Linked DNA regions of Homo sapiens: region 1 is linked to region 2. Evidence: read pairs that join two places in POLR2A ChIA-PET (ENCODE). Cell type or tissue: PC-9. All regions are shown on one strand. Links, peaks and the distances in the headings refer to the core of each region. The heading gives the core; the rest is flanking DNA. Region 1 overlaps HRH1 (histamine receptor H1). Region 2 overlaps HRH1 (histamine receptor H1).

Evidence for each region. ChIA-PET counts read pairs that join two places held together with the same protein. Peaks named below come from ENCODE experiments on the same cell type or tissue, not always from the same donor. Only the 100,000 strongest peaks of a DNase experiment are listed, where the experiment ranks them.
Region 1: POLR2A ChIA-PET joins it to region 2 with 8 read pairs; 3 of 35 experiments call an interaction of 5 or more read pairs at or near these places.

Annotation. Positions count from the first base shown.
Region 1 is chr3:11,176,834-11,182,210 of GRCh38, forward strand. All of the region lies in intron 1 of HRH1 (histamine receptor H1), which reads left to right. Among named protein-coding and RNA genes, the nearest start is that of HRH1, 25 kb to the left of the region's middle. In PC-9, for the core only: no CTCF peak of the experiment used is centred there; no DNase peak of the experiment used is centred there.
Region 2 is chr3:11,244,838-11,250,214 of GRCh38, forward strand. All of the region lies in intron 1 of HRH1 (histamine receptor H1), which reads left to right. Among named protein-coding and RNA genes, the nearest start is that of ATG7, 25 kb to the right of the region's middle. In PC-9, for the core only: no CTCF peak of the experiment used is centred there; no DNase peak of the experiment used is centred there; H3K27ac peaks cover 923 bases.

The DNA.
Region 1 (5,377 bases), core at 146-5,145, 68 kb before region 2:
GGTAATCCCAGCACTTTGGGAGGCCAAGGCAGGTGGATCACTTGAGCTCAGGAGTTTGAGACCGGCCTGGCCAACATGATGAAACTCCGTCTCTATGAAAAATACAAAAATTAGTTGGGCGTGGTGGCACACGCCTGTAATCCCAACTACTGGGGAGGCTGTGGCATGAGAATCGCTTAAACCTGGGAAGCAGAGATTGTAGTGAGACAAGATTGCGCCACTGCACTCCAGCCTGAATGACGGAGTGAAACTCTTGTCTCAAAAAAAAAAAAAAATTAAGGTTGTAGCCAGGTGCAGTGGCTCACTCCTATAATCCCAGCATTCAGGGAGGCCAAGTAAGGTGGGAGGATTGCTTGAGGCCCAGGAGTTCAAGACCAGCCTGGACGACAGAGTGAGACCCTATCTCTAAAATAAATAAATTAAATAAATAAATAAATAAATAAATAAATAAAGTTAAGCTTGTAATTTTAGGGACTAATGGCATGGGAGTCTAGAGATAGCATCATGCAGTGTCCAGCGCATAACCAGGACTCAAGTACAACCCCAGACCTACTGCCCATCAACCAAGTAACCTTTGAAATGCACTTCCCTCATTCTTTTGCTGATGAACTCTTGTGCATCCCTTAAGACCCAACTCAAACATCACCTCATTCGTGAATTATCCCCATTTCCTCCAGGGGGAAGGAGTGTCCTCCACTCTGGGCTTCTGCGCTCACATTCATAACTCTCACCACAGCACTCGTCCCCCTGAGCTGTGATTCCTGCTGTGTCTATCTTCCCTGCTAGATGCTGAGCTCCTTGAGAGCAGAGACTTTGTCCAATTTATCTTAAGGCCCCCAGCCCCTTTCCCTCCAGTGCCCAACACAGTGCTGGCCTAGTACATCCCAGGCATTAATCAATGCAGAATGAATGAATGTTTGATGGAATGAATTCACTTTGCTTGCTAAGTTGCTCACGGAGCAGACCCTTTGTGCTGAGTGACTAAGTGGAGCAGGTCAGTCACCTGGGATTCACCAATTGTTGATGGCCTCTCTCCAAACAGCAGATTCTCACTTGGCACAAAGGCAGGAGTCAGAGTGTTCCTGCTGCCACCCCACCTCCCTCTGAAGAGATTTGTCCAAGAGTTCCATCGGTGGGGTTTCTTCTCAACATGCATGCAGCCTGCCATCATCTCTGTTATCTGGGTCCATCCACTCCCAAACCAGAGCTTCCAGCAGCAGAGAAGAGGTGGTGTGATGACATTTAGATCCAGGCCATGGAGGGAGAGTGCTGCTTGCCTGACCCTGTCATCGTCCTTCAGCTCCCATCACTCTTATCTCATGCATACTTTGTTCCTCTCTTGTCCCCTCTGGGGCCCAGGTTCAAGTCCCTCGCCAGCTTCTGACTGCTGGGCTCAGCCCTCCTTTCCTTCTGGTTCTAGCTCATCATCCTCTCCTCTGTGACACACACATTGGGAATTTCTGCCAAGATTAGCCTATGGATGATCCTTCTTGAAGAGGCTGGGGACTTGATGGGCTTTGGGGACAAATGTGGTTTCAAATCCCAGGCCCCTTATTTCCCCGTTGGGTGCCTGGAGGTGACAGTGTTAGTGTTCTGCCTAAATCCCCTTGGATCTCTTTACAGTTTCTGCGCAACCCTCTTCCAACCTGGCTGTACCTTTGCCTCCAAAGGCATGCGCCTGTGATCTTTCTGCAGCGGGGTGCTGTGAGGCTGGGAGCCATTTTGTCTACAAGTGCAGAGTCCAGAAATGCCCAAGAACTTCCACCTTCCACCCCACCCCCTGCGGCCTTTGACAGACGACTGTTGAGTCCAGGGGCATGAAATCCCACCTCCCTTGCCTTGGTTGGGCCAACTCCAAGGTGTGAGTTACACTTCAGGGTCCTCCTGTGGGATGACACAGGATTTTACCCACCACCCAGACCCTTTCTGCTTTCTCCGAGAGCCCTTCCTTCATACGTCCCTTGTCTCTGGGGTGGCGTCTGGGAAACCTGAGCTAAGACGGTGACTTGGGTAAATCACTTCACCTCTCGGAGTCTCAGCTTTCTCCCTTGTAACTGTGAGTTAGGAACTCATACTTTTTAGAGATGTTGGCAGGATTAAGTAAAATAGTGCCTGGCGTGGAGTAGGTCCACAGTTCCTTTAATGATCCCTCTTTTCAGAAGAAAGTCAGCCGGGGGGACACAGTGACTCATGCCTGTAATCCCAGCACTTTGGGAGGCCAAGGCAGACAGATCACCTGAGGTCAGAAGTTCAAGACCAGCCTGGCCAACATGGCAAAACCCCGTCTCTACTAAAAATACAAAAATTAGCTGGGCGTGGTGGCGCACGCCTATAATCCCAGCTACTTGGGAGGCCGAGGCAGGAGAATCGCTGGAACCCAGGAGGCAGAGATTGCAGTGAGCCAAGATCGCGCCACTGCACTCCAGCCTGGGCTACAGAGCGAAACTTCATCTTAAAAAAATAAATAAATAAAATTTAAAAAATTTAAAAAAGAAAGTCAGCCAGGGCCGGGCGCGGTGGCTCACGCCTGTAATGCTAGCACTTTGGGAGGCCGAGGTGGGTGGATCACGAGGTCAGGAGATCTAGAGCATCCCGGCTAACATGGTGAAACCCCGTCTCTACTAAAAATACAAAAAATTAGCTGGGCGTGGTGGCGGGCGCCTGTAGTCCCAGCTACTCGGGAGGCTGAGGCAGGAGAATGGCGTGAACTCGGGAGGCGGAGCTTGCAGTGAGCTGAGATTACGCCACTGCACTCCAGCCTGGGTGACAGAGCAAGACTCTGTCTCAAAAAAAAAAAAAGAAAGAAAGAAAGTCAGCCAGAAGGATATCGCCCTGGAAGTTAGGGGGCCTGACTTCAGTTCTGAACTCACTTATTTGAGTAAGTCTCTTTGCCTCCCTAGGCCTCAGTTTGTTGCTATTGTGCGTGTGTGTGTGGCTTTTTTTTTTTTTTTTATAGAGACAAGGTGTCACTCTGCCACCCAGGCTGGAGTGCAGTGGCAGGATCATGGTTCACTGCAGCCTCCATCCCCTGGGCTCAAGCAGTCCTCCCACTTCAGCCTCCTCAGTAGTTGGGACCACAGGCATGCGCCACCATGTCTGGCTAATTTTTTGTAGAGATGGGATCTCACTGTGTTGCCCAGGCTGGTCTCAAACTCCTGGGCTCAAGCAATCCTCCTGCCTTGGCCTCCCAAAGCGCTGGAATTACAGGCATGCACCACCACACCCGGCCCTCTTTTGTGTTTTAAATGGCCTTATTAAGATGTAATTCACATACCATATTATTCACCTGTCTAAACTGAATTTGGTGGTTTTTAGTATGTTCATGGAGATGTGCAACCATCACCACTATCTAATTTTAGGACTTTTTCATCACCTCAAAAAGAAAGCCTCCAGCCATTACACTCACTCTCCACTTCCTCCTACACCAGCAGTCCCCAACCTTTTTGGCACCAGGGACCAGTTTCATGGAAGACAATTTTTCCACGGACGGGGGTTGAAGGGGATGGTTTGAGGATGAAACTGTGCCACCTCAGATCAACAGGTATTAGTTAGATTCTCGTAAGGAGCGTGCAACCTAGATCCCTCACAATGCACAATTATCAATAAGGTTCGAGCTCCTATGGGAATCTAATGCCACTGCTGATCCGACAGGAGGCAGAGCTCAGGTGGTAATGCTTGCTTGCCTACCACCCATCTTCTGCTGTGTGGCCCGGTTCCTACAAGGCCACTGACCAGTACCGGTCCGCAGCCCAGGGGTTGGGTACCCCTGTCCTATACCACTCTCACCTCCAGCCCCTGGCAACCTCTATTCTACTTTCTGCCTCAATGGATTTGCCTGTTGTGGACATTTCATACAAATGGAATCCTACAATATGTAATGTCTGTGAGTGGTTTTTGTCACTTAGCATAATGTTTTTAAGGTTGATCTACACCGTAGCATGTGTTGGTACTTTACTTGTATTTATTGCTGAATAATATTTCATTGTATAGATAAACCACATTTTGGTTATTTATTCATCAGTTGACAGATATTTGGATTGTTTCTACTTTTTGGCTATTATAAATAATGCTGCTATGAACAAGTTTCTGTGTGGACATACACTTCTCTCAGGCATACACACACACACACACACACACACACACACACACACACACACACACACACACGGCCAGGCGCAGAGGTTCATGCCTGTAATCTCAGCACTTTGGGAGGCTGAGGCAGGAGGATAGCTTGAGCCCAGGAGTTCAAGACCAGCCTGGGCAATATGGCAAAATCCCATCTGTACAAAAAGTACAAAAATTAGCTAGGCCTAGTGGCATGTGCCTGTAGTCCCAGCCACTCAGGAGGCTGAGAGGCAGGAGGATCTCCTGATCCCGGGAGGTTGAGGCTGCTGTAAGCTGCTGTGAGCCACTGCACTCCAGCCTGGGTGACAGAGCGAGACCCTGTCTCCAAAAAATAGTAATAATAAAATATATATACACATACAATATATCATTCATGTATATATAATGTAGGAGTGGAATTTCTGAGTCATATTGAGGAATTTCCTGTTTTCCAGAGTGGCTGGACCATTTTACAATCCCACCAGCAAGGTGTGAAGATTCTGATTTCTCCACATCTTTGCCAACATTTGTTATTGTCTTTTTTATTTTAACGACCCTAGTGTGTAGGAAGTACTATCTCATTGTGGTTTTGATTTGCATTGATGGCTAATGATGTTGAGTGCCTTTTCATGGGCTTATTGACCATTTATATATCTTCTTTGAAGAAATATCTATTCAGATCCCTTGCTCTTTTTTTTTTTTTTTTTTTTTTGAGACGGAGTCTCGCTCCGTCGCCCAGGCTGGAGCGCAGTGGCGCGATCTTAGCTCACTGCAAGCTCTGCCTCCCGGGTTTACAACATTCTCCTGCCTCAGCCTCCCGAGTAGCCGGGACTACAGGCGCCCGCCACTGCGCCCAGCTAATTTTTTGTATTTTTAGTAGAGACAGGGTTTCACCATGTTAGCCAGGATGGTCTCGATCTCCTGACCTCGTGATCCTCCCGCCTTGGCTTCCCAAAGTGCTGGGATTACAGGCATGAGCCACCACGCCTGGCCCCCTTGCTCATTTTTAAATTAATTTGTCTTTCCATTGTTCATGCATAAAAATTCTTTCTTTTATGTTTCTGAGGCGGAGTCTTGCTCTGTCACCCAGGCTAGAGTGCAGTGACACAATCTCGGCTCACTGCAACCTCCGCCTCCCTGGTTCAAGCAATTCTCCTGCCTTAGCCTCCCTAGTAGCTGGGATTACAGGTGCCTGCCACCGCACCTGGCTAATTTTTGTATTTTTAGTAGAGACAGGGTTTCACCATCTTGGCCAGGCTGATCTCCAACTCCT
Region 2 (5,377 bases), core at 134-5,133:
GGTGCATGTTCTTCAGTTGGATCAGTGGTTCTATCCCCCAGGGGATACCTGGCAGTGTCTGGTAACATTTTGGGTTGTCATGACTGGGGGCTTGCAGCTACTGGCATCAAGTGAGTGGAGGCTAGGGATAATGGTAAATGTCATCACCCAGTACACACGACAGCTCCCCACAATGAAGAGTCATGCAGCCCAAATGTCAATGGTAGGACCAAGGTTAAGAAACCCTGAGTTAGGGCCAGGTGTGGTGGCTAATGCCTGTAATCCCAGCACTTTGGGAGACCGAGGCAGGCAGATCACTTGAGGCCTGGAGTTTCAGACCACCCTGGCCAACATAGCAAAACCCCGTCTCTACTAAAAATACAAAAATTAGCCGGGTATGGTGCTGCACACCTGTAGTCCCAGGCACTCAGGAGGCCGAGGCAGGGGAATCACTTGAACCCGGGAGGCAGAGGTTGCAGGGAGCTGAGATCATGCCACTGCACTCCAGCCTAGGTGACTGAACGAGACTTCATCTAAAAAAAAAAAATAGAGAAACCCTGAGTTAGATAGACCTACGTTCAAATCTTAACTTAGCAACCACTTCCCAGCTGCGTGACCTTGAGTAAGATGCTTCACCTCCTGAGCTTGAGCTGACCATTTCCTCCTCTCCGCCCAGATATGCCTCTTGGGCTTGCGGGCATTTAGTAACTGATGTGTGAGAAGCTTGGCTCCTTACTGTTTCAGCTGCCCCCATTGGTGTCGCAGGATGTGCAAGGAGCGCTGACTGGGTTGTTTGCTGGCACATGGGCCTGATGGGATTAGACTGTAATCACTCTAGTAAAAGCCCCTCCCCACCTAATGGTTTCAGAATGGAGTCATTGCCTTAATTCAAAAATGATGGTTTGCTTGTGCACTCTTAGAGAAGATGGGTCCATTTCTGCTTTTTACCAAGTAATCGCAGAGCTTTCCCACTTCCCTGTCTCAATTGATCCTCCCAATGGCCCAGGCAGGAGGGCTTACTAGTCTCCCTACTTTAAAGGTGAGTAAACTGGCACCCCGAACTGTTTACTCAAGGTGCACATGCTCTCACACACACACTCTTAGACACTCACACATACACACTCACACTCACTCATACATACTCATACACACACACTCATGTACTCAAAAACCACACACACACTTACACATACACACATACACTCACACTCATACACACACTCACACATTCACACACATACACACAGACTCTCACACACAATCACACACATTCACACTCACACACACAAACACACATGCACATACACATTCACTCACACATTCACACACACTCATACAGCCCAGCAAGCAGCGGAGCAAGGGTGAGGACTCAGCTCCTGCCTCTAGAGCTCTCCCTAGGCTGCTACTCTGAGGACACAGAGCTAGGGAGAACCTACAGGTGACTGCCTTCCTTGCAGACAAGCCCTCATCTCACATGGCTCCTTTAGCTTTTATTCTCTCTGCCCAGAGCACACCCTCTGTCCAGCACTGTTTCCATAGGCATGGCTTTATCCTCAGAGAGGGCACCTCAGACCCAGCGGGATCTCCTGAGTGGCGTGTAGTGACATGGGATCCATGTCCCCAAATATCTCCCACACTCTTGGCCATAGTATCTGACTTTTCTTTGGAATTTATGCAAGGAAAACCTCAGGGACCAGATTTTTCAAAATACAGGTCCCGAAGGGAGGGAAAAGCACCTTACATTAGTCATCTCACTGACGAGAACTATCCATTCAAGCTATTTTTTTATTCATTTCACAGTACATTGCAGACATTGTTAGATTTCACCCCTAAATGTTTAAAATGCTACAGTAATTTTTAGTTCAGTGATGACAATTCAATCATAACTTTTCTTTCTTTAAACAAAAAGGAAAAATACAGATTTTTTTAAATAAAAACAAATCATGGCTGGGCACGGTGACTCACCCACCTGTAATCCCAGCACTTTGGGAGGCTTAGGAGGGCAGATGGCTTGAGCCCAGGAGTTTGAGACCAGTCTGGGCAATACAGTGAGACCCTCTCTCTACAGAAAATACAAAAAATTACCCAGGCATGGTGGTGCGTGCCTGTGGTCCCTCCCAGCTACTCAGGAGGCTGAGGTGGGAGGATTGCTTGAATCATTTTCTGTCAAATATAATTGTTAGATGATAAATAGTATATACATAATTTTTAAAAAATGTTTTCTCTGATGGGCACAGTGGCTCATGCCTATAATCCTAGTACTTTGGGAGGCTGAGGCAGGTGGATCACTGAGGTCAGGAGTTCGAGACCAGCCTAACCAATATGGTGAAACACCATCTCTACTAAAAATACAAAATTGGCCAGGTGTGGTGGTGCATGCCTGTAATCCCAGCTACTTGGGAGGCCGAGGCAGGAGAATTGCTTGAACCCAGGAGACAGAGTGTTAGAAACAAGTGCCTGGTGCCGCAAAGAAAAACAGCACGTAGGCAGAAAATTCCTCAGCAAGGCAAATTTCCTTCTGCAGGAGGATGCAGCTTGCACCAGTCACGATCGCAAGAGCACACTGAGCAGGGTAGGGCAGGGGTTTTTATCCCTAATGCAGTTCCTAGCACTTCTGTGTCCTTTCCTCATTGGCTAAGGTTGGCCCTCCCAATCTAAGCTAATTCGATTGGCTAAGGTTTAAAATTGAATAGGGTCTATTAGGCGGGAAGGAAGAGGGACTGTCCCTTACTAGGTGGGAAGGCATATCTGGATTTGTCTGGACGTGGCAAAGGCGGGAAGGTTGTTTACCGAACAGGTAGCTAGGAGACAAGGAAGTATAAGGAAGTTGGTCTAAGAAACAAAGAACAGGGAACTAAAGCTTTTCGAAGAAGAATTTATCATCTCTGACAATTTCCCCCTCTTGATTTTATAGTTTTTCCTCTTCAAAATGCCTTAGCATATCTAGGCTCTGTTGTTGTTCTTGGGTGTCAAGAAGGAAGAGTTTATCTGAATAAGGTGGGGGGGAACTAAGGGAGGTTTTGGTGAGCGCTGTTTCTATAAGTCTTTGCACTAAACCGCAAATACAGGGTATGATACAGCATCCTACAAGAATGAGCACACCTATAACGATTATAAGGGAGGTGAATATTGAGGTCATAATTCCTTTCCATTTCCCGAACCATTTCTCCATGAGGGTTGTAAAGGGGTCATCTATTCTAGAATTTTTAGCTAACTCATTTATTTGATAAGGAGGTAAGGCCTTGTAAGGCTTTTGTTATTGTTCCATCGGGGGCGGTGTTATTAGGAATAAAAGTACAACATTGGACTCCAATCGTGACACAAACTCCGCCTTTTTCAGCTAATATCACGTCAAGGGCTATTCTGTTTTTCCCAGGCTATTTGGCTGGTAAGGCCTAATTGTTCAACTGTTCCTTTAATTGCATCTCTAGTAAAATTAACAAAGTGTTGTTGATTATAATAGATATAATTTATTCAAGCTACATTCTTGTTTACAGTTGACCACCAGAACAATATAAATTTGAAGCCTGCAGCTGTTTGATTTTGGGCTTTGAATTCATCTGGTACCCCTCATGGTACTCCGATAGCATCTATATAAACATGAGGATCAAAGGATCCAGGAGGGACGTGTCTCTTTTTACAATATTCTGTCTTCAGCTTTCTTGGTCGATGAAATGCCAAGGTGAGAGGGATAGCCAACTGAATTACAGCACAAGTGCTGCTCCAGGTACTTGGCAGAGTACCCAGCGATAGTCCCCCACAATATCACCACACATCTGCTCCGGAATGAACAAGGGCATACTGATTGGTAAGCTCTTGAAAAGGCTTGGTTTCACTGCACCCTGTTAGGTCTCCAAGGAATGCTAACTTCTCCCCCTGCCATGAAAGGCAAGAGGTGAAGTTAACATCAGGGGCTGCAGGCTGGATGGCCCTCAAGGGCTGACCCGCAGGGCTTTTGACTTCAGGGAACAGCAGTGGAAGAATCTTGCATGACTCATTACACCAGGCTGTGGGGTTCTGGAAGAGAGCTATCACACAGCTCATGCCTCGTTGGTCAGATGACCATCCAAGTGGGAAGGGGACAATTTGGGTTTCTGGCCTACCTGTCGCACAAGCCTAACAGTCGCTTTTATTTAGCTTGCGGATGGAATATTTAATCCCTTCCAACCAGGCATTTGGATCTTGATATCCTGTTTCAATAGCTAGAGTTTGCTTTAAATCTTTAACTTCTATAATGGTAACTTTAGTTTTATCATTGGGTATGAAGTGAGAAAAGGTTTGGTTAGAAGAGGGTTTAGGGCTGGGCGCGGTGGCTCATGCCTGTAATCCCAGCACTTTGGGAGGCCAAGGCAGGTGGATCACGAGGTCAGGAGATCCAGACCATCCTGGATAACACAGTGAAACCCCGTCTCTACTAAAAATAAAAAATAAAAAAAATTAGCTGGGCATGGTGGCAGGTGCCTGTAGTCCCAGCTACTCGGGAGGCTGAAGCAGGAGAATGGCGTGAACTCGGGAGGCAGAGCTTGCAGTGAGCCGAGATCGCGCCACTGCACTCCAGCCTGGGTGACAAAGTGAGACTCTGTCTCAAAAAAAAAAAAAAAAAAAAAAGAGGATTTAGGAGGAGAGGGAGAAGGGGGTGAAGGAGGTGGAGGAGCAATGAAGCACATTGTGAAATATCCTATAGGGTCTGTCCCTGAGACTTCTGCTCCTACCATAAAAATGGCTCAAGGAAGGGTAAGAACCTTGGGAAGCTGGGATAGTAATGGAAATTTGTACAGGATTACACTGGTTATATTGGCAATTGGGAGGAGTACTCCCTTTAGTGAAACAAATGTATGGTTTCAGGAATATACAACTATTCGTTGTGGCAGTCCATCCCTGGTTTTTGGTTGTCAATAGAACATTGGACCAACTGTGGCAGAGATGCTGAGGCTCTGCTTTAGGAGGACAAGTTTCCCAATTAACGGAATCTCCGTTAAAATCTTCCCAGACTAATTGATCCCGGTTAACAGATTTCCAGTCTGAGGAGAGCCAGGAAGGACAAAGATACTTTTCTGAAGTAGAGTTGTCTTTGACCCTGCAGATCTCCACAGGGTATAACAAGACAAGCATAGAAAGTGATAGTTTGAGGTGAGTTAGACTTAGTAACATTAATAATAAGATGTGGGGTAGCTGGGGTAAAGAGGAAAAGGAGGAAGAGGCAGATTAAGCTTTTCTCTTTTTTTTTTTTTTTTTTTTTTTTTTGAGACGGAGTCTCGCTCTGCCGCCCAGGCTGGAGTGCAGTGGCGCGATCTCCGCTCACTGCAGGCTCCGACTCCCGCGTTCACGCCATTCTCCTGCCTCAGCCTCCCGAGTAGCTGGGACTATAGGCGCCGCCACCACACCCGGCTAATTTTTT